Regions from separate parts of the Homo sapiens genome. Here all the other regions are linked to region 1. Evidence: chromatin loops called from intact Hi-C (ENCODE). Cell type or tissue: ascending aorta. All regions are shown on one strand.

What was found. Hi-C counts contacts between places; a loop is a spot of excess contacts. Peaks named below come from ENCODE experiments on the same cell type or tissue, not always from the same donor. Only the 100,000 strongest peaks of a DNase experiment are listed, where the experiment ranks them.
Region 2: it touches region 1 in a loop (2.8-fold over the local background); 32 of 110 quality-filtered maps call a loop at or near these places.
Region 3: it touches region 1 in a loop (2.4-fold over the local background); 4 of 110 quality-filtered maps call a loop at or near these places.

What each region holds. Positions count from the first base shown.
Region 1 is chr15:35,514,902-35,522,901 of GRCh38, reverse strand. All of the region lies in intron 3 of DPH6 (diphthamine biosynthesis 6), which reads left to right. Among named protein-coding and RNA genes, the nearest start is that of DPH6, 27 kb to the left of the region's middle. In ascending aorta, a CTCF peak has its summit at 3,176; no DNase peak of the experiment used is centred here; H3K27ac peaks cover 2,371 bases.
Region 2 is chr15:35,908,191-35,916,190 of GRCh38, reverse strand. No RefSeq gene overlaps it. Among named protein-coding and RNA genes, the nearest start is that of MIR4510, 15 kb to the left of the region's middle. In ascending aorta, a CTCF peak has its summit at 3,784 (motif pointing right); no DNase peak of the experiment used is centred here.
Region 3 is chr15:36,591,063-36,599,062 of GRCh38, reverse strand. All of the region lies in intron 1 of CDIN1 (CDAN1 interacting nuclease 1), which reads right to left. Among named protein-coding and RNA genes, the nearest start is that of CDIN1, 15 kb to the right of the region's middle. In ascending aorta, no CTCF peak of the experiment used is centred here; no DNase peak of the experiment used is centred here; H3K27ac peaks cover 748 bases.

The DNA.
Region 1 (8,000 bases):
AGAGAAGGAAACAGATTAGGGAATGCTCTGTATGGTATAATAACATTTTTCTACAATGCATTTGTGTAAGTACATGCATAGAAAAATTATCTGTAGGATATATTTTAAGTCTGTGGGCAGAATTAAGAGTATAATTTTTGCACATTTAATTTTTCGGTGTTTTTCTCTAATGAGGATATATTGCTTTTGAAGCTTCCTTGTTGAAGATTTGGCATCTACTTAAAAATGCACTGAATGGTATTGGGGGAAAGGAAATCTTTCCTATTGATTATCAAATCAACAGGATGTCAGCCATTCCCCAGGTCCTTTTTGAAGGTTCATGAGGAGCCTGTTTTTCTTTCAGGGTTGGTTCTTGAAAGCTTGTATGTGAGAGATTTTATTATTTTATTTTATTTTACTTAATTTTTTTGCTGTGACAAATGTCTGTTGTTTTCTAAACAAGAAAGCCAGTGTCCCAGTTAGGTGCATTGAGTTATTTTCATTCACTTGCAGTCCTGTTGTATTAATACTGAATAAGCAGAGACAGCCTGACTGGTGGTGAAAGATGGTAATCCAGCCTCAGGGCTTTTTCTGGTCAATCCTAAACCTCTGATTGCCACGTTTTCCTAATTTCCCATTTCCAGGGCATCACTAGAATGACCTTGCTTGCTGAATATGATGCTCTGAATCTCCAAGATTTTCACATGCATTTGAAAGTGGGCAGCCAGGCGATTGTTTACAGGACTCCAAATGAACTGTGCACTCACAGCAAGTTTGATAAACACACATTTCCTCCTTTTATCAGTGAGATTGCAAAATGTGAAGTATGAGTTTCCAGTTTTACTGATTCCCCTCAACCCTTTTCCTGTTTAAAAACTTAGACATACTAATTGGATGCTGATCTGTCCCTGTTTTTCATTCTGCTTGCTGGTAGTTGACGGCTTAGTTTAGTACTTACCTAGGCAAGATTTGGCAAACCTTCAAAAATGAACTTTCCATGTATTCAACTTAAAGGAGATTCATCCCAAGGAATGTAATGTGAACACTAATTAACATTAATGACTGCTAATCACTTTGCTTTTTATACTCCTTTAGGAGCACTGCTATTATCCAATGTAGTTAAGTAAAATGCTTGTATATGAATCAACAATGTTGCATCCTTTTAGCAGCTATTGCTCACAATCAAGCTTTGCATAAATTAAAGTTGACTAAAATTGATTTTAATATGCTGCTCTTCTTCAATAGTAAACTAAAATATCTAGTTAAATATCCTGCATATTAAAAATACATTGCCTGATTTTTTTTGTAGTCATCCTGTGGTAGATGAAAAGCAATATTGCAAATACATTTTCTCACAGTTCATGACACTTTCTCTTAGATTTCTTCAAAATTGAACACAACTCTTCATAGTCCTATCAGCACTTTGATTCTGTTGTAAGCATTAATTTTGTTAGATCAATGAAAAGCAATCAGCCTATGTTTAATTTTTCTGAATTTGTTCATTTACTTCCTAGAGGATCTTACAGATTCTTTAGATGATATAGTCTATTTATATAAAGTTGGTTCATAGGATTGTACATTCAACATTCATTAAAAAAGGTTGTTTATTATGTTTAGTGAATTACAGGACCATTATAAAAGCTTTCTGTTTATTTACATGCATTCAATGTACCTGTGACTAGAACTGCCTTGCCTTAGGAGGAAACTAAGCAAAACCCATAAATTAATAATTTAAGGGAGCAATACTCAAGTAGCATTTCAGTTAAAAAGTAAAGCCTCAGAGTCAGTACTAGCCACTTTAGCATTGCTTTACTTTTTGACTTTTATTGGCTGAAAATAACTTGTTAAACTGGAGCTTTTGTAATAAAATGAAATCTACATACCATCTAAAGCCCCTTCCCCTCCTTTTGATTTATGAGTAGGTTGACATATTACTGGAGAATTTGTAACACTTTCACAGTTCTGCACTTTGATTTCAGAGAAGGTGCTAATCTCTCTGGAATTTTGAGAGTGACAAAATGAGTTGTATACTGTTTTTCCAGGGAATTTGGGTTCCTTTATTAGAGGCCTTAGTTTTATTATGGTACCTGTATTAATGTGGATTTATCCAATATGTGATATGGTGGTATGATTAGATATACATTAATGGAGGATTTTTTTTTCATTGTACATATTCTACTTGGTTTGATCATATTATAATTCTCACAGCTAATGTCCATGTTTCTACAGAGGTTCAGCAATTCAGGATATTATTTTCAAATTACCAAAATGAGATAATTTAACTCCCTTTTACTTTTGCATTATTTTTAGTGGAAAAAAATTAAATGGTAGTATTATAAGAAGCTTTATGCTGTGTATGCTAGTCTTATTGTATATATGTACTGAAAGTACCTTTGACACTGTACTTAATTGGATTTAATTTCAAAGAATTGTAACAGGAATTATGTGAGAGAATAGAAAATATATGGAACTTAATTAAGTGCTGTCCATATGTAAAGGTAAGATTCATGACTATTGTTTGATGTAACTTATTTATTTTACATCCTGATACTGTTGTATAATAGCACAAAATGCATGTCTATGAGGAAAAACTTGCTTTTTCTATTTTACTTTGAGTTTTTATGTGTAATAAAATTATGCTTAAAATAGGCGAGGATTTCAGTTTTGATTCTTCTTCTTTTGTTTTTTTTTTGTTTTTTTTTGTAGCATGTTTACTTTCACGTGAGAGTGATTGATCTGTAGCTGTCATTTTATCCAAGAAGGGACAAATGGAATTGGTCTTTTAGACAAAAGTATGCAAACAGACTGCATTCTTTCTGTTGATAGAATTATGGAAGAATTGCATGAGGTGCCACATTCAGTTGCCTATTGATTGTAAAGAGGATTCTGCAGTGGGGTGCTGTTTCCAATGGATAAGGAGGTGCTATGATTACTTACCTTTCTCATGAAAGCACTACAAAGGGAAATGCAAAATGTGTGCAGTGCAGTCTTCTCTATTTGACAGTTGTTTTTGTTAAGTTTTTTCCCCCATTGAAGTCCAGCCTGTTTTAGAAAAACATACATTTTAGTTCTTTCCCCTTTATATCAGGCTTAGTAGATTTCCATGCATTTGACCCTTTAGAGAAATTACATGTTATAGACAGTTTTCTTTTTCTCAGCCTCTATTGTAAAGCTTCAAAGCTGATGCAACAGTGCCCTCTATAGTCTTTTAGTGAACATTAGACAGATGTAGATGATTTCAAATGTTCAGGTAAGAAACAGGACATTTAAATTTAATTTTTGTTCAAACAAGAGACCCCTTTTTCCTAAGTAGACATTCTTGTTTTTCACTAGTGGCTTTACTTTAAACAAAGAGAACAAAAGACCATTCTGAGTTTTCATTTAGAATTATTGGCTGCTTCTTCTTTTTATCCCTTGGTAAATCTCAAGTTTTATCAGACGTTCATCAGAGTAATTTGAGAAAGATGGAATCTTACAGGCTGTACTGTCTGTTCATGAAATATCTTTTTGAAGTTGAACTCTGATAGGAGTATTTTTTAAAAATAATTTAGTTCCTTTGTACTTGTTTTTTCTATTTAATTAGAATCTGAGTGGGCTGCCTAAAATTTGACTTCTATTTATTCCTGAATTGTGAAACCCAGTCGTTATACATGACATTATTTAAATTCAAACCAAGGGAGTTACACAATGACTAAAGTGTTTGTCATTCATTAGCATTGATTTAAATTTTAGATTTCCTTTTTCTCTTTTTGGTTACCTTTTTGATTGTATATATTGATAGCTAAGTTTTTCATTGTAAAATGCAACTAGATGTGAAGTTATGGATAATAAAAGCAGGAATCATATTTAGATATGATTAGAAGAGAAAAATGTTATGGATTAAGTTTATTTTGCTTCTGAAAGTGTTTTAATAAAAAGATCACGGGCCCAAGTCCTGGTTTCTTCATGTATTCACTATGTAATATTGAACACGTCTTAACCCCTGCAGCTGCTTTCTCTTCTATAAAATGGGAGTAAAAACACCTTATCCTTTGATGTTTTTGTGAGGTATTAGAGATAATATATTTAAGTTGGCCAGGTCATTAGAGATGCTCAAATGGTAACTTTATTTCCAAAACCACAGTGGGAAAGTAAATGGCTTTTATCTGAGGAAGTTTTTAATATAGAATCTAGAACACATTTAATGCACTTTGGATTTTAAAAGTCCTATCTGGCAATTTCTGGATTTATGTGAATCTGAAAGTTGGGATAGCATTTCTTGGTAATGTGAACTAACATAATGAGATGTGCATTCAGTCTCAACTCCCTACACACCTCATTCCCAAACTTTTAAAATAAGCTGTCTTTGGAATCTTTATTTTAGTAGAAATTTACCCACAAACCAGTATTTAGCAATGTGTGAAAACTGATGATAAAACTCAAAAAAACAAAACAAAACAGGAGTTTAAAATTTTTCCCCTTTAGTGTATCTGAAAATACTTAGGATACTTTTTCAATTATCTGGGTTCTTAGTAATAATAGTCTAGAGCCCTTATTTGTGTTTTCTAGCTATACAGCTTTTGTTTTCTCCACCAGCTACGAAGAAGACTGGTGTGTAAAATAGATGAAAATGGAGCTTTTTTGGTTGAAATGGAGATGGGGACCTAGAGTCCCTCTCTTTCAAAGCAACAGAGTTTAAAAGCCACTTGGTCCTTACAGTTTATGTACGTGTGTGTACATACACTCCTTTTGTGTAAGGGCTTTGTCTTACTTTGGTTTGAATTCATAGTGCCTAATTCTGTACCTGGCACATAAAAGATGTTCAGTTAATGTGTGCTGAATACAGAATTCTTTGAACACCAGGCCTTCCCTTACTGATTTCAAACACCTCATGCATAAAAGTGCAACTTTATGAAGCCATCTAATAGTAAAGTAATTGTTTCTCTGTGAACCAATTAAAACAAACATACTTCTGGCATAATTCATCAATTTAATTTTTTTAAAGTAAAACATTGTTTTAATTACAAATAATTATAGGAAATGAATAAGAAGTATTCGGAATGTGTCTTCAGTATAATTAAAAGCTGTTATATACCACAATGATTGGTTTAGATTCAGACACTTCAAATGACCTGATGATAAAAAATAATCTTACACAATGAACTTTGGAATTGAATGTTCTCAATATTCAGTAAATTGTTGTTTTTCTTGTAAAGTTCTTATTTATGTTTTGTATTGCTTTTGAGTAATCTTGAATGTAATATTATAATAAACCACCTATTGTTTTTTGTATATCACTTGGGTTAAAACTGAGAACTGTGAAAGTATCTTTTTATCACTATAAAGAAGGAACCAATGTTTTAAGCTGATAAAATGAAAAGGTACAAATTCTCAATAACCAAATATGGTAGTTCCTCTTAAAATAATGACCAGTTACAGTAAGAAATATGTTTAAAATTACATTCTGGCTTACAAGACTGACAAGATGCTGTCTACCAAAGAAAAAAATTGAATAAGGTATTTTTTCTTTGCAATGAGAGTACCAAACTAAGAATCCACTTAATTAAAATAGTGATAAATGTAGATTACATTACCGAAGACAGTGAAATACAGCTGCTCTATCTACTGAGAGCCTGCATAATTTACCAAGACTGTACAAAGAAGCAAGGGAGCAGCCACTGCAGACTGTTCAGGAAGCATCCTGTTTATTCTACATACATTTCTTTTTTTAATTAAAATGTCAATGATAATTTTATTAGCAGTCCTCCAAAAAAAATTCTTCTTTAAATTTTTCCAAGGTGGTAGAATATGAGATGAGATCATTACTGCTGCTGAATGAAACAGATTAAACCTGAAAAAAATAGCAAGCTATTATATTTTATTAATTCTGTTTTCTTTATTATGAGTTGATATTGAAGTATGTGATGATGTATGTATATTTTTTCATGTGAGTCTTGCATGAAAGAAATGTGTGGCAAAATCCTTGAATAATATACATTAAAAAAAATCTTTTGGAACCACAAGCAAAATTTGGGAGGAGTCAGTAGTAGTACTGCTTACAAATAAAGGTGTAGGTATGTATGCTCTGGAATTCTTAAAGTGAGGCAGACACCTCCTAGGAGTATATTAGAATCAGCTCCATGCTATTTCCTCTTCATCTCCATCACTGAGTTGTGATTAGGGTTACTATGTGGCATGTGAGTGAGTGAGACCAAAAAAATGATTGCCTGGAGACCAAAAAAGTGGTTGAAAATCTGTTACACTGTATGTTTTTATCCTTTAATGATGATCAATGATATGTTCATAATTAAATAGAGTTTAGAAAACCAATATTGTGTTTACCAAGAAATGTTGGTGGGTTTTTTGCCTTTGAGGGATAAGTGGGGACTCTAGGGTTTGACTCCGCTTTGTTCTAGGTTCCACTGCATGGTATGATCTTAGTTTAGTTAACTTCTCTATACCTTGGCTTTCATATTTGTAAAGTAAGACTAGTAGTAGTACGTACAACATAGGGTCATTATGAGCATTTAATGGGATAATCCATGTAGAATAGATCATATAGGAAGCATCAATAAATATTAACTATTACATACTTACTTGTCACTAGAAAAACACTTTCTCTTTCATTGGGGCCATAGAGCATTGCTCATATTTAACTAACTTCATAAGATAATTGTTATCTGTCATGGTTTCTCTGTTGATCTGGTTCTTAGAGAATTTAGCTGTGCTCTTCTGTCTCTTTAGGGGTATTGTGTGGTGGAAATTCTACTACTCCTTGTTTTGTCTTTAATTGTGTTTCTTTTTAGTACTTAATGTATCAGCTGCTTTGGCAGTGATGAATATGATCTCAAAGTTTGTGCATTTCAGTATGTCTGCTTTGGGCTTTGCTTTCGCTTGATACGAGGTAAGAATTAATTAAATATTTTCCAGGGCTTAATTTTTCTAAAGGGTCTTTTGAGTGACCACCTATTAAAAACTTCTTAACTAGGAAAGTTTTGTGGGCACAAAACGGACGTATCACCAAGAATTTAAAAAGTTTGTATGAGAAAACAAGGTCTCACTTTGTTGTCCAGGCTGGAGTGCAGTGCTACAAGCATAATTCACTGCAGCCTCAAAATTCTGAGCTCAAACAATCTTCCGCCTTCAGCTTCTTGAGTAGCTGGAACTACAGGTGAGTGCCACCACAACCTGGCTAATTTTTTTTTTTTTTTTTTTTTTTTTCTGAGACGGAGTCTCGCTCTGACGCCCAGGCCAGAGTGTAGTGGCACGATCTTGGCTCACTGCAAGCTCTGCCTTCTGGGTTCACGCCATTCTCCCGCCTCAGCCTCCTGAGTAGCTGGGACTACAGGCGCCCGCCACCGTGCCCGGCTAATTTTTTATATTTTTAGTAGAGACGGGGTTTCACCATGTTAGCCATGATGGTCTTGATCTCCTGACCTTGTGATCCACCCACCTCGGCCTCCCAAAGTGCTGGGATTACAGGTGTGAGCCACCGCACCCGGCCTTAATTTTTGTAAAGATGGGCATCTTGTTGTGTTACCCAGGCTGGTCACGAACCTCTGGCCTCAAGGAGTCCTCCCACCCCAGCCACCCAAAGTTCTGGGATATAGGTATGACCCGCCATACCCAGCCCCTATGAACTTTTTCAGATGATTTTGTTCTATATGCTTTTTCCTTTGAGCGTCAGTAAAATGATGAATGAAAGAGAGGAAAAGAAGTCACATGCTATAATATATAACTATTATTTATAATGTTTACACATGCTGTGTAAGTTGTAGAATGTTAAGATACATTAGCTTTTTTTTTTTTTTAACCTTAGTGTGTTTCAGGCATTTTTCTAAGTGCTAAAGATGTAGCTGATTAAGGCAACAGATGTAGGTGATTAAAGCACAGTGTCTGTCTTAAAGACTTAACACTGAGTTTTAGGGCAGGAAGTTACTGCTATGTATTAGTCATAATTATTTTTGATGAATTCTTTGCTTTTCTAAAAATATTCCACATTCCCTATATTTTTCTTACTTGTTCATGACTTGGCATCTGCC
Region 2 (8,000 bases), 390 kb before region 1:
AGATACGGCTGCAAGTGTGTACTTATCTGTCTAGCATTAGAATCCTGGGCGGATTTCTTTTACTGGCTCTGTCTCTGGTTTAGGAGAGCTGCCACCTAGGATGCCATCTACTTCCAAATCAAAAATTATCCTTCCTCTTGGTTTTTCTTGCCACAGCAGTATCATTTTTTCTTTCAAATACCGTTTGAATTGTTACTTTTTGCCTCCAAATAATAGTTGGTATTTTATTGACATTTTTTTGCCTTCATTGTTTCCAGAATGAACGTGAATCAGAATTACAGTAACATTTTAGTACATATCTTAGTAAATATTTTCACATATTCTGTCTGTTTGCTTTCTCTCCCAATATCTTTATCTATGAAGATTTTTTCTTTTTATCTCTTGTGGTCCAACCCTTTTGCCATGTCAAGTTGGTTCCCACAGTTAGAGAAATGATTTGGAGGGAAATTTTTAACTAAACAAAAGACTTAACATCAGTCAGAAAATAAGTAATAATACCGGATGTCTTTAACTCCCAATATGTCTAACTATCTATGAGGATATTTTCCTCTTATCTCCTATTGTGTAGACCTTTGGCCATGTCAGGTTGGTCTCCATAGTTAGAGGAAACTAACAACAGTGATGTGAATACCTTCTCTATCAAAGGACACTATTTGGTGAAATAAATCCCAGTGAGATAATTCGGACATTTCCCGCAAAATTACAAATTAAAAATTAAGTAGACCATTACAAGCCAGTAGAGGTAGGTTAGTCAAACTCATTCAAAACCTAGAACTTAGGCACAGCCAGTAGGTAAGAGGGTGATAACTAAGCGACTGCATAAAAGCTGCTGCTACAGTCAGCAGGACATCTTAAACAACAACTGTATCCTAAAACACACCAAAACAGATAGGTAGGTAGGGAGGTAGATAGCTAGCCAGATAGATAGACAGACAGACATATGATATCAGTCACTGAGAAGTCAATGTGTAGAAGAGAAAAAAAATATTCTTTAGGCCATGTCATATTCCTAACAATTTCAAATACCTTAATCGGTTTATCATTTTCCATAGCAGATAAAATAATTTAGATAATATATAAAAAGAGAGAAACAATCTTCATGGATATATTTTGCTTTCCTTTAAAAGGGCCTGTAATTCACCATAACAGTATTCCCCTATAAGCTTCTGTGAAGCAGGTTCCCTGTGCACTGGGTACTAACTTGTCTGAGTCCAGCAGGACAGATCACACATATATACAACAAACAGCACAAAGTGAGTTTATTACTTACAGATAGACATCAAGAGACAACAGAAGCTTAGGATTCAGGGTGAGTCGGTCACCCAAGACTCAGGAAAACACTATCCAGAACAGATTTCTTGTCTGCAGGTGCCCCACTTGCACAGCAGCTGAAGGACCACAGAATGCAGCCCACTCTGGGTTTTATACCCTGGGTCCATGTGATTCACTGGGCTAAAGTATTGTAAAGGACATTCTGTTTCTTAGAGGAGAGGGGACTAGAACAGAGTCCAGGCTATCTGGCCGGTCTCTTCCTATCTCATGACATTGCATTCTCACAACATTCTAGAGTTATTCTGAGAACTATAAGCAAAAAAGAGGAAAAATTGGATCAGTCCAAGGCTGCCCACAGAACTGCTCTTTAGCAACATGTTCCAAGCTGTCAGAAAAAAAAAATACCACATTATATTTATTTGGAGACCTTCTTAAGAATCTTCCAAGGTAATTCTGTTAACGGGTTGTACATCAACCTTGGAACTTGATCCCCTACTTAGGTGGCTCTGCTCTGGTAGCATCCACCATTTGGAGAGGCAGTGCAGTGTAAAGCAGGAGTTAAATGCTGTCATTCTGGAGCCAAATTGATTGGCTTCAATATTTTTGCCCGAGGATTCATTAACTGTGACTGGGTATGTTGCTTACCCCACCATGTCTCAGCTTTCGCATCTGCAAAATAATAGTTTCTCCTCTCTAAGGAGGGACTCCACATTACAGAGTGTTAAAACCACTTACAAAACTTGGTACAGATTAAATAAAAAAAAAAATGGACAGAATTACTTTCCTTCCCTTTTCTATTTTTCAAAGCCAAAGTCCTGCAATATCTAGGGTACCTGACTAATGTTGCTGCATCAAAATTCAAGCAATGCTGGAAAAAACATCAGCCTTCCCTTCACATTGGCTACCACTATGGTTGAAAGCAGTGCCACAGTTGCGAGATTTCACATGTGGGCTAAAGAATCCAGCCACGTCTTTGAGTTACCCAATTATCTTAATGGGAACAATGAGTTGTGTTAAAACTGAAAGCCCTTCCCTGACCACTAGTTGAAATTGGGTCCTCTAGTCACATACTCTCAAATCATCCTGTACTTCTCCTTCATCATACATACCACGATTTTATTTAAATAATTATGTAGTGTCCACCACCCCTCTGTTCCTGCCATTACCCAGCCCTCATGCCCCAGCATGTAAACTCAATGAGGATTGATCCAGTCTTCCAGTGTTTAACATAACACTTTGGGCGAAGCAGGTACTCAATAAATATTTACTGAATGAATAAATGGTAGATGGCAATTATATACGTGTATAGATTTAGATATTTTCTACTTTTAAGTGTAAGCTATGAGTCAGGAATGAGACCAACATCCATTTCTATATTGTCAGTTTCAAAGTCAGCTATATGCGTCACCATGTAAGTGTTCACTCAGTTCATCTGAATTTAACAAACACTTCTTGAGTACTACCATGTGCTACAGTACTCAGAATATAGAGATGCTTTCAACAAGTTCACCCTCCCCACATACCCTTTTCCCATCCAAACACACCAGTGGGGAAACTTTATATTATGATTTCATGAAACAAGCATTTGTTGAGTGATTACTGTGTACTCTGTTAAACATCTCTAGCCTGTGTTTCTTCCTTGGGTCTTCTTTTAATGGTACACACAGGAACACTTGCTCTCTTTGTTATGTATTGTGTGACTTTGCCTGTGAATAATCATTGCAGAGGAATAAATGGGTTCTTCTGGGTGAGCCACCTGTATTTGCAGCAATGCTATGTATTTGTTGTACATAGACCGGGAAGTGTTGCAGTTAAACATTTAACTTAGTTTTTCTTTTTTTTAAATTTTTTTTCATTATACTTTAAGTTCTAGGGTACATGTGCACAATGTGCAGGTTTGTTACATATGTATACATGTGCCATGTTGGTGTGCTGCACCCATTTTTACCCTCCTAAGTTCCTTGCAAATCTGATGGCTTGCCACAGCAGCATGCTTTCCAGTCAGGGAGTCTATCATTTCCATCTTAAGACTCTGCTGTCTCAACATTTAACTTGCAAGGTTGCTATGGCAGGGGACACAAACCATGGAAATCTCACTGTTCTTCTCTTTGGCCCAGACTGACATTACACTTATTGTCCATTGATCAGAGAGAGTCACACGACCCTACCTAACTGCAATGGATCCAGGAAGGAGCAGAGAACCAGACATGTCTAAGTGCTAAAAGTCTTTACCACACTGTTATATTATCCTTTTGTCAGGAGCAACTTGAATCAGTGGAGAGAACTGTGAGATAATCACAGACCACTAAAGCTGGACTTGATTAGAGAACATCTTCCATTCTCTGATTTTGCACCAGAAGGGACTGAGGCGAAAAGGTCACCCACAATTTCAGAACTAGTTAGAGGCAATACAGTAACTAGAAATTAGGTATCCAGAATCCCTAGCTGGTGAGAATAATGACGGCATGAACCATGCTTCTCATGGCACAGTCCCCTGTCTTTCCACATGGGCTCCTCATCAGTAGGAGGCAGCAGAATCAAATAAAAACAGAGCCTTTATGGAGTCACCCAGAGCCAAGCATTTCATATCAGTTGATTAAATGGAGTAGGAGCCTTCTATCTAATTTCAGTAGAAATTCCAGTTCCTTGAGCTTTCTATTTTCATGCAGTATATTATTTGCAATGAGAAATTCAGTAGGCAGGAACTGAATTTTGTTGAGCCCTGAGGCCTGGATTTTAAATTTTTATTAAGTATATATGTTGCCCTCCCACATCAAGCACAGATAGTTAAATTCTGGTTTGGAAAATTTGCTGGCATTTGTTGGGCACATATGAACTGCATTGTATCCTCTAGCACAGATAGCTTAGTTTGTATAGGTTATTCTCCCCTATTTATAATTTTTAGTGATGTTGAGAATAGATTTAGAATTTAGCAGTTTAATTTCCCACATTAGCTGAAAACACATTTGGTAGAAGAGAAGTTTTTAAAGAGAATATTCTTAAAATTGCCTTACTTGGGGTTCAGTTCATAGGATGCCAAAATACACTGAATTGTCTGTCTCTCTTCTTCCTTCACAGTCCCCTCTTTTCATGTATCTAGACCAAACATGCTTCTCTACTCAAGGGCCCTTTGTGCACTGACATGAGGGGTGACAAAAGAAGGTGGTAGTGGTAAACAACTTATTCGCAGGAGATGGAATCCCTCAGCCTTGACATCAGCTAAACCCCAAAGTGCCCTCTGATGCGTGTATACACTCAGATGATCTTACAGAGCCTTCTGGAGGCACAGCAGGCAGGAGCACAATTCAGTCCATTTCAAGTGCCACTGCACAACCACTTCTGGACTTTTCCCAGGAAACTTCCTTCCATCTTTAGAAGCTCCCTCAGCACAGCCTCTCCCACCCTGCCCAGCAGTCTGAATATTCTAATACCATTCCATTTTCTCAAAGTCACCCAATATTAAAAAAAAAGATGAAAAAAAATTAAGATTAGGTCTCAGCTTTCTCCTCCTTTTCAAATTCTGCTTCTTTAGCCCAGTACCCTCCAGCTGTGCATGGATATCAGTGACTTTTCAGATCCAATGCCAACTTCAGTCTGGAAATTGGCTGGCAAGCATTGCCAAGAGACCAGGCAATTGGCCAGTGCCCTCTGATAAATGTATACTTCCCCCTCCCTTCTCTGTAAACCAATTAGCTTCTTGTGCTGGCATGACTCTCCCCAGTCTGAGCCAATGCCCAAAATGGGAATTCTAGCATGCAACTCAATATGCTCCTCCTTAGCAAAAGGACAGCTAAAGAGAGACTTTAATCACAATGTTATACAAATTAATTGAGAATAGAACAGGTAAGATTTGTCAGAGTAACTAGATCACACTCAAGACAATACCCCTTTGCTTAGAGCCCACAGGTGCATGTGGCATTTGTCTGTGAGACACCATATATATCCTTGATAACCTTTATTTATTACCTTGCACTAAATTACTGGGACCTTGGTCAATTCATTGAACCTCCCTGGGCTCCACCCCTCTGAGCTGCAGAGTGGGGATCTCATATTCTTGTTGTTCTTTCTCACACTGTATAAAAGTGAGATGTGGTTATTAAAATGCTTTTAACAATTATAAAATAATATACAATAATTACAAAGTCATTTATTTTTTGCTGGGGTATTAAAAGGTATAACCATTTGAAAACTAATTTGTAGTATTACTGCATCAATTAGAATTACACCTGGCTGTCTGTGACAGAAAATCCAAAACAGGTGCTTCCATATAAAATATGTTCATATTTCTCCAATAAAGTGTCAAGAAATGAAGTTTGTTGCTGGTAAGGTAGCTCCAAGAAGGTACCCAAATTTCTTCTAGTCTGACATCCCCACATTGGCATCTCTATTCTCACAGTCCAAGATGGCCCCTAGACCTCCAGTCCTCATATCTATATTGCCGATACCAGTAAAGAAGAAAAGAACAAAGAGAAAGAAGGGACAATGGATATATGCAAGCTTGCATTTAAGAAAATATTCTGAAAACTGCCACGCATACACTTCCACTTAAATATCATTAGCCAGACTTTAGTTAAATAGTCACACTTAGAAGCAAGGGAGGATAAGAAATGTCTCTTCCAGATATCCATGTGTCCAATTTGAAAAATCAAGTGAGAATGGGTTTTAGGGTTGGCAACCAGCAGTTTCTGCTCCACCTAATAAAATTGAACATATATATACCCTATGACCCATCAAGGCCATATGTAATTATATGCTTTATAGAAACTGTCTCATATGGCTAGACAGAAAAACACACAGGGGTTTTCACTGTGGCAGTTTTTCAAAGAATAACATTGTCTGAAGGAAAGGAATGAGTAAATAAATTGGTTTATTCTTACTACAAATCATACATCAACATACATGAGTTAATTACTTTCATTTACATAAATCAACCTAGATATATCTCAAACAATTTTGAGTGGGAAATAGCAAGCTAAAAAACGTATATGAAGTATGACACTATTTATGCAAATTTTAAAAGTACATGGAACAATACTATTTATTCTTTATGAATACAATTATATAGAGAGAAAATGTTTAAAATATATCTGGATGATAGACCACATATACAACGGTGGTCCCATAAGATTAATATATGGTATTTTTTACTGTACCTTTTTATGTTTAGATATGTTTAGATACACAAATTCTTACCATTGTGTTACAATTGCTTACTGTATTCAGTACAGTAACCTGCTGTACAGGTTTATAGTCTAGGAACAATAGGCTACACCATATAGCCTAGGTGTGTCATAGGCTACACTATCTAGGTTTGTGTAAGTACACTCTATAATGTTGAAAATGCCTAATGACACATTTCTCAGAACATGTCTCCCTCACTAAGCGACACATGATTGTAATTATAGAATTCTAGGCAAAATACTTATTGGCTGTAGTTGCTATCTCTTATTGCATTACCTTTGGAGTCATAAGGTAGGTGCCAGCTAAATACGTAGAAAGTCAGTAGAGACCTATTCACCCCAAAGAATGGAATATGTGTACTGACTTCCAAAAATCGCCTAGTGGTTAACCAAAGGTTCTGCACATACCTCTATTTCAGGTGACAGGTTAGAGACTATTACCTATAAGCAAGGTACAGTTTATTTTATATCTTTTGTATTATCTTAAAAGTTTCTTATTCTACTGCTAGAGATTCTTTCCTTCGGCAATTCTGTGCCATGCCTTTCCATGCTTGAGAAAGGGAGGGGCATTCAGGGAAAAAATATAGTTAAAGTGAATTTTCACTAGGAGGACACACACTAAAGTTAGAACTAGTTCCTGTAGAAACTTCACCTACAACTAAAGAAAAGTCTACTGCTCATTTTTATTGGGTATTAGTGAAATACATACGTCATTTATTGACATAAAGGTCTATATGTAAAGAAACAAATTGATTTCTTTTAAAGTCTTAAAAATCAACTATCCTCTGACTAAACAGAAAAGTTTTGTTAAGCAGAAAACCTTTCCACTGATTATTAGCCTGCCTATAAATTTCAGCTTTCAAATGCCATAGGACTATATTCTTGGTCTTTGGAGAATTTCTCCCAACAGATTCCTATATGTACAAAAAGATTCATACAAATGTGGGGGTTCCATTACAGATTCCAAAAGAAGATCTCTTTCCCTTCTGCTTTTTTCTTGGTTTTATGTACAGCAAGGAAGAGATCGCAAAGGAAATTCCATTCCTACTCTAAAAATTGAAATGGCAGCTTATATTTTAGGTGGTCTTAGCATTAGTTATTTTCCAAGGAGAAAGAAACCAGTGTTATTTTTCTAAATGAAAAGAAGCTAGTGAAAAAAATTATAAATATTGCTTGGTTTCCAATTCTTAAGGGAGTGGTGTCCAGAGAGAAACAAAATGCCTTGTTTTGATGTCATTTGAATGTCCAAAGTTGATACCTTTCACAAATGGAGTAGATACCTCTGTGGCTTGCCTGGAGAACTTTCAGAATAGCCTCCAAACTAAAACTATTTTATTCACCAGCTTGCCTCCATACCTGAAATCCCTACTAGTTACATTCTTTTTCTGTGCCTCTGCATTCCTTATAAGAATTCTACTACTTCCTTAGGCCAGGTGCAGTGGCACACACCTGTAATCCCAGCACTTTGGGAGGCCGAGGCAGGCGGATCACCTGAAGTCAGGAGTTCGAGACCAGCCTGACCAACAGGGAGAAACCCTGTCTACTAAA
Region 3 (8,000 bases), 1.1 Mb before region 1:
AATAAGCACAGGCCCACATCAGAAAGTTAGCAAGAATTCACTGAATGCATAAAAGAACACTACAATGCTAGGCAATACAGCGTACAGCTGGAAGATCAAATTACAGCAAAGCACACAGCTCCCATCCAAAGGATCTCACAATTAATTCAAATAGAAAGCAAAAGAAAGAAATGTATACATTCCAAATGAACAGGTAAAAGTAACTACCATGGCCAAAGCAAAACAAACAAAAAAACAAACAAACAAACAAAAAAACTCACTAAAGCTAATATTCAAGAGACCAAAAAAAAAGATGGGGGATGGACAGATGAGGAAAGGAAGGGCAGAAAAGGAGAGGGTGGAAAAGGGAGGGACGGACAGAAGGAAGGAGAGAGGAAAATAGAAAGGGAGGAAGGGAGGGAAATAGATTAGACGTGGCACTTGAGATTCTTCACACTTCAGATTCTTTTTCATCACTTTTCTCCTAAAATGTTTTATCTGGGGGCAGGTCTCCAGGACAAGGAAAATGAAATGAAAAGGATGGTAAAAAGATCAGCAATGGGAGAGGAGCTGAGAGCCTCAAAAGGCAAGGTCAATAGGGCTTTTCAAAAAAAAACATGAATGCATGTTGGCCTGATCATGTCTGGGAGAACGATTAAAAACTTTATTGTATCAACTGCCTTAGGAAAGAATACTAAGCAAAAAACCTTTTGTTTCCAATGGACTATTTTGTTTAAAATGTAGTAAAAGTGAAATGAAGACAATAACTAATAACTAATAATAACTAAGTCAGGTCAGGTGTGGTGGCTCACACCTGTAATCCAGGCACTTTGGGAGGCGGAGGTGGGTGGATGGTTTGAGTACAGGAGTTCAAGAGCAGACTGGGCAACATAGCAAAACCCCGTCTCTACTAAAAATACAAAAAATTAGCCAGTTGTGGTGGCACACGCCTGTAGTCCCAACTACTTGGGAGCGTGAGGTGTAAGGATCACCTGAGCCCAGGAGGTCGAGGCTGCAGTGAGCTGACATTGCACCACTGCATTCCAGCCTGGGCAACAGAGTGAGACCCGGTCTCAAAAGAATAATCATAATAAGTTTTACGTCCATTTATGAGTGATAAAATAAATGAGAATTGTTCCCAAATATCTACAAAATAATAATCTTCTCACAAAAAACACTCTCAGGTTCCCAAAGAAGCTCCATATGTTTCAAGGTGTAGATACTACAATCCAGAAGCAAGGCATCAGCTTCTCAAAAACTTGACCTTACCATCAGATGACAGGAGAACTGACAGTCAATGAGATACTTCATGTGGAGCAAAGAAACCACAAAGCCATATAATATTGTATTGCAAGTCAGGCAGCAGAGTGACTTTAGATGAATAACAGGTTATTGTAAAAATACTGAAGGTTCTATCATACTGCACCGTCAGAAAGGAAAGATAAAGACGATGAAGTCAAATACAGTTCAATATAAAAAATAGTAAAGTTCCAATCTCCCAAAAGAAAAGAACGAAAAATAGGAAAATAATCTTGCTCAGTTTAATGCATGGTGATAATGGTACCTGGAAAATCCTAAGTACAGAATAATTTAACCCTTACAGCTTTATGTCTGAGCAAAAAACCACTTTAGCCATAATGCAGGGTTTATATGAAAGTGAGTGCCAGCATTAACAGATAGCTTTAAGAGTTGGGATGGTGGTAGAGAGGTTGTGTATCAAAAAATTCAGTAAGAGGTCACTGAGAGCATTGAGAAAAGAAAGAGTTTGAGCATTGCAAATTCTTGCTGGGACCCCTATCATCACCATCACTCTGGCATTTTATTTCCAAACAAGCAATGTATTTTACCTTTCTGAGATTATTTTCTGGTTACAAGCCAACCATTATGAACCTTTCAGTGAATCACCGAATAGGGCACTTAAAGGGATAAACAATTATAAAAATAACTCTGTCATAGGCACATACATTTTATTTTATTTAGTGATGTAATAAGCTTAGGGGCATATATCAGGTCCAAAATGGTCTTGGTCATTAATTTAAGCAATAAATCATAGGTCTTGCCAACAATGACGGCAAACAGATGCTAACAAGGAAAGGTATTATTTAATATTGCCACGTGTTATAAAAATGTAAGTGTGTTTAAGACATGTCTTAAATTTTTATAATAATATGCATTTAATACATTACTGTTTTGACACATGCAGGAATCAGATTTATAGGTCCCATTCTGTAGCTTCTTCTTCTGTGAACATGAGAGCATATTCTGGGTTTTTTTTGTTGTTGTTGTTTTTTGTTTTTTGTTTTTTTTAAAGAGGGGTTTATAGTGCATGTTTGCAACTACATCTAATTGGTTGTCTTGCTGTTTTGTAGTAAATAATGTCAGCATTGAAACTCATTTAAAAGAATGAATCTACACACTTTGCCTGAATTTGAAAATAGAACATTTAAAAATTATAATTTTTAAAGAAACATTACAGCATAAGAAATACATAAGAGCACTTTATATCAAGTTGGCAACTAATTTTTTTTACATTCATTTTGAACTGTTCTGCATACCAGGCAAAAATTACTACCTTAATTAATAAGTTTACAAGTAAAGTTCAATATTCAAAAATTTGGAAGTAACTAAGAAAAACTCCACTTTATATCTTCATGCAAAAATCCTAAGAATCAACAGTAGTATACCAAAACACAAAGTAATTTAAAATGGAGTCTTTCTATCCATAAATTTGGCAAATTATGCCAAACCATAATATTCCCCCTCTAATATTTCCTTTCAGAGCAGTAGGTTTATATTCCTTTGCCAGCAGGTCGAATCCTCCTAGGGAGAGGGCTTGTGAGAAAAGGGAATTAGGGGCTAAAAATTTAATCCAAAACTTCTTTAAAAAAAAAAAATGAGCTTTTTTTTTTCACATCAACAAGATACTGACTCTACTAAATATATTTTTTGTTAGCAATTATTTTGTTTGAGTTTCCTTTTCAATCAACTCTCCTAGCTGCCAGCATGGTCTTCCCTCTTTTTTGTGTAGGCAAGGAGTTCATTCTTTAGAATACTTGAGGAAGCAGTGCTCGGAGTATGGAAACTAAATTTTCTTCATTAAATCTACTGAAGCAGATATTAAAAATGCATTTAATATACTGGCAATGGTCGGTGGGCACCGCTGACTGTGACAGGCCAGTTACTGATGATATGCCGTCAGATGGCCTTCTCAGCAGGCGCCTGGGTCTCAGGCTGCTGAAGGACAGCAATATCTTCCCTTGTGTGTAAGCTCTATTCATCTCCCAAGTATTTACTAAATCACAGGCCTCTGCACACATAGCCCACGTTTTCAGCGTATGCTAACAAATGATGGATGGCCTCGTCAATTCGTTATGTCCTGAAAGCATGGTTTCCTGCCATTCCAATCATCAAACCTCAGTGCTTCAGAGCTGATCAGTCCCAGGGAATATATTTTGCAGGCTCGATTAAAAGAGTAGAAGTTCTTTCCATTAGACTCTCTGGCACTCTCCTCAACTATTTGTTGTTTCAACCAATTATTAGGGCAGACTATTCAATAGGTGTTCAGGTACTATAACATGAGCAGGTTTTTTCCTGATGTTCACTAAGGTGTAATTTCTTTTATGACAAATCAGTGGAGGTATTTGAAAATAAAATATTTGATAGAGAAATTCATGTTTTAAAACAATTTTCCTTCTAGGTACAGTGGGCAAAACCTTAAAAATACATTATATCATCATATTATTTTATATTATATTATATTATATTATATTATATTATATTATATTATATTATAATGTAAGTGTATTAGCCAATGCACTTCAAAGGAACTTCCAAGGCAATAGCCATTCTGTAAATCATCTAAGCCTTTCAAGACAATAATTCCCACACATTCTCTTAATTATAATCTAGATAAAGGCACAAACTGCTTAAAAATTCTCCTGACAGTTCCAAAGTTAGATGACAAAAGTTCAACTTGTCAAAGAAAAAAATCTTCTTAAAAGAACATTTATTTTCAGTTCCAAGGTTACATATGTCAGTTGTCTTTTCCATAAGCCATAAGAACATTTTTTTCTCTATAGCTTATCTATGGAACAGAAAATAAATAAAAGCACAGTCATACCTTTTACTCAGAAACAGTAAACTTCATAAAAACAGATGAACTTACCACAACTAAACAGAAAGCTGAGCTTTGAGGAAATGGGGTGGTATTAAAGAGCCAAACAACTTGCTATAAATAAGCTTCTTGAAATGCTAAAAAAAAAAAATTTTAAGTGCCGGACTCCCATTTAGCCAATAGCCACATAGGCACCAATACACCTCCAGTCAGTGTAAGCTCCACCACACTGTCCTGCCATTCACCTCAACCTTAACCTCAAGATTAAGCTCATTTTTATTGCGCACAAAGGTCATCTGTATTAGGTCAAAATTCAAAGTCCCTTGTCAGAAAAGGTTGATATATTCCAACCTTTCCTTCTCCATGCATCAAATTTTTCATGGTAAAGTCATATTCAGCAGACAGTATATTCAGCAATTTATTGTGCCATTGTAATACAGTGCAGAATACAATCGTCCAAAAAGCTATCACATGAATAAAATATTTTTCATGACTATGAACCAAATCTAGACTCCTTACACACCTCTAACAGAGGAAATACAACTAACCAAGTCTTGTTTCCATGCTTCAGAAGAGTTATATGGCAAATAATTGTCCCTAAAATATAATCTATAGCATAATTATGCTTTTGCTTCCATAGTCTTTGGGAATAGGCAACTTTTTTTCAAAGTGTCACTCAAATTTTTGAATGGTATTTTTTTTAATGCAAAAACATCTCACCTGTTTTAATACTTTTATTCAAATCTGGCCTAAGCAGTTTAACTGAAGTAGGTCTAAACCTGAAACCCTCTCTTTGATCTAGAACCTAGAGGAAGATAGGCTCTATGATACAATGAAAACTAAAGGAGAAAAATTACTGTCTTGCCCAATTCATTACTATTACAATTATGTGATTAGCAGAACTGCAAAAATAAGATAAATTAAAAGAAAACTTTGAAGGCACCATTCTAGAATACATCGTAATTAGTAAAACCAAAGTCTTAAGGAATAATCAATCCATTCTTTTTAAGAGTTTATGCAACTTCTTTGTGTTTACCACAAGGTCTTTTCACAATCAGTATGTTAGTATGATGAATGGTTTCAGATCATTTTAAAAACTCTCATTCAGCCAGGCGCGGTGGCTCAAGCCTGTAATCCCAGCACTTTGGGAGGCCGAGGCAGGCAGATCACAAGGTCAGGAGATCGAGACCATCCTGGCTAACACAGTGAAACCCTGTCTCTACCAAAAATACAAAAAAATTAGCCGGTCGTGGTGGCGGGCGCCTGTAGTCACAGCTACTCAGGAGGCTGAGGCAGGAGAATGCTGTGAACCCAGGAGGTGGAGTCTGCAGTGAGCCGAGATCACGCCACTGCACTCCAGCCTCAGTGAGAGCGAGACTCCATTTCAAAAAATAACAATAATAATAACAACAAAATAAAAACTTTCATTCTTCAAATTTGATTAATACCTATATTGAACACTAAATCAATGTTCACACTGACGTGATGATCTAGGGTATCCTATAAAATCTCCTTGCCCTGGAAGACTTACACCTGAACTTACATATTTACTGGAGTCAAGCTACTACCTGATAGAGAAACCCTGACTCTAAACCTGGTACTCACTCAAGTATCTTTCATAAATGCATAACCCCCTTCTTACTAAGTTGAGACAAAACAGTAAAACAGCTTCCAGATATGAGTGGTTGCATTTGAGAAAAGTAGACAAGAAAATACTTGGAAAGGGGTGGTTTTAGGCAAAATATTTTCAGTTCTAATATGCTGAGTCTAACTATCATAACCATAAATACCACTGCAACAAGCAACCATGATTAAGTAATGGTTCCAATAATATAACCGCAGTAGCAACCAGTGTAGTATCAGGAACCGTGCTAATCATTTTATATGTATTATCTTATTTCAAGTTCATAACAATTCCATTTTATAAATAAGGACTCTAAGGCACCAAAAACTGAAGAAACTTACCAATTAGGTATCTTCCCTCTGTTTTTATACTGGAATAACTACCAAATGAAAATGTAACATCTGAGCTTGAGTTTTTCTAGAAATAATTTCTGACATGATAAACCCTCGGGTGTACCACTAGAGCATTTCTAAATTCCAACAGAAAGGAAAGAATCACTGTAATGTCCCTAAACTTAGCTAATTAATCAATTTTAAAAAGGATTCACTTTTCTAAATGAGACATGTATATATGGCTTTAAAAAAAAAAATCAAGCAGCATTCTTTAGGCAAGTTCAATCAAATGTCCATTATGAATGTACCATAATACTTACAATATACTAGGTACTCCTCCTAAGGCCCAAGACTATAATTCCAGCTCCCATGCTAACTATAGTAAGGGAAACATAAGGAGAAAGCCCAACAACCCAACAATGACAAAAATCTTATAAGAATGAACGAGTTACACATGGTAGTAGTGTGAGTCTCTTTCAGAAAAAAGGCTACAAAAATCAGAACAAAGGGGGTGTAAAAACATCTATGAAAGACATCCCTTGGAGCCATAAGGTACAAAAGTCTCAGACTGGCGATAGAATGCAGTGGTGTGTGAGGCTTAACAACTGCCTTTGGTAGTGAGGGGTGGTAGGGCTGGAGAAGGGGCAAGCCCAGGTTGTACCATTTGCCAATTTCTGTGGTGTAAATACTCCTACTGTGGATGAATTTTAAGCTACCAATGTGAGGTCGCGGTTTGTAGAGTCTGGAAAAGATGCTCACCATCAGCTCTCACAAGCTGGAAAGAGCACCAGCATCCACTGGCTGTAGGCCAAATTCAGCCCACAGACTTGTTCTGTTTGGCCAGGAAAATGTTGGCCCACACAGTGCTTTAAAAATTCAAACAAATTGACAACATTTAAAACTCAGGATATTTTATTTTTTCTTAAAAAAAAAAATCAGATCTAGAGCTGCTTTCTAAAGAGTAGAAGGCCTGGCAGCACCAGGCCCACATTCCTGCATGGCACTGGATGGCTGGCATAAAGTGGCCACTGCCTTGTTGGTACACACAACTGTACTTTCACCTAGCTGCAAAACCAACCAGGTCAGCTTCATTCATTCACTTGTTGTTGATACTTGCCTGGCCCCTAGAGGGATGGGAGTCTGTTCTCTAATTTAAAAGCATGAATGGAGAGTTTTGCATCCAGATATGGAACTTTGGTCAAATCACTGGGTAGGACTCCTCCCTCTGCATCTGCAACATTAACAGATTTGACCAAATTATCTCTAACTGCAATCTCGATCCAACACCGGCTTGCTTTATAAGTCACTGAATCTGAATAATAAGAGAGGTATGCAGGTCCCTCCCAAGCAATGTTTTATGATCTATCTGCATGTAGAGAGTTCCAAGTGCACCCACCAACATGCAAATAAAAAACTGAACATGTTATAAACTTGAGGTTAAATGTATTTTTATCTTTATATATTTTAGTTGTCCTCAGAAAATGAGAATCTAGATAATTTTAACTTCATCCATTAGGAAACAGCTATTTGTTACATACAGGCTGTTACATACAGGCTGGAAGAGTCTATGGGCTTTTTAACGTTATACAAGGAACAGTCTGCCTCATATTCCCAGTCCATTTACCATCTTAGCTAAATGGGGCTCGAAGTGTAAGTTAATTTCAAATTTTATTAGCTTTCCCTACCAATATTATCAGCAAAAACAAATAGCAGTGTAATATACCTTAAGCAAAGGATGATATCAGCTTGAGAGAGCTGTAGACAGAAACAAATTTTTTTTAAAAAGTGCCAGTCTAACTTCATGTGTAATGTAGAAGACACATTCAAATGACTCTTCACCTCCCAGATCTCAACCACAAGAGAAGCCACTTACAAGAGCCCTATAGAACCACGTCATCAGCTACAGAATCACAGGAAGATAAGGTGTGCCACAGGCATGAATGTCCAACCA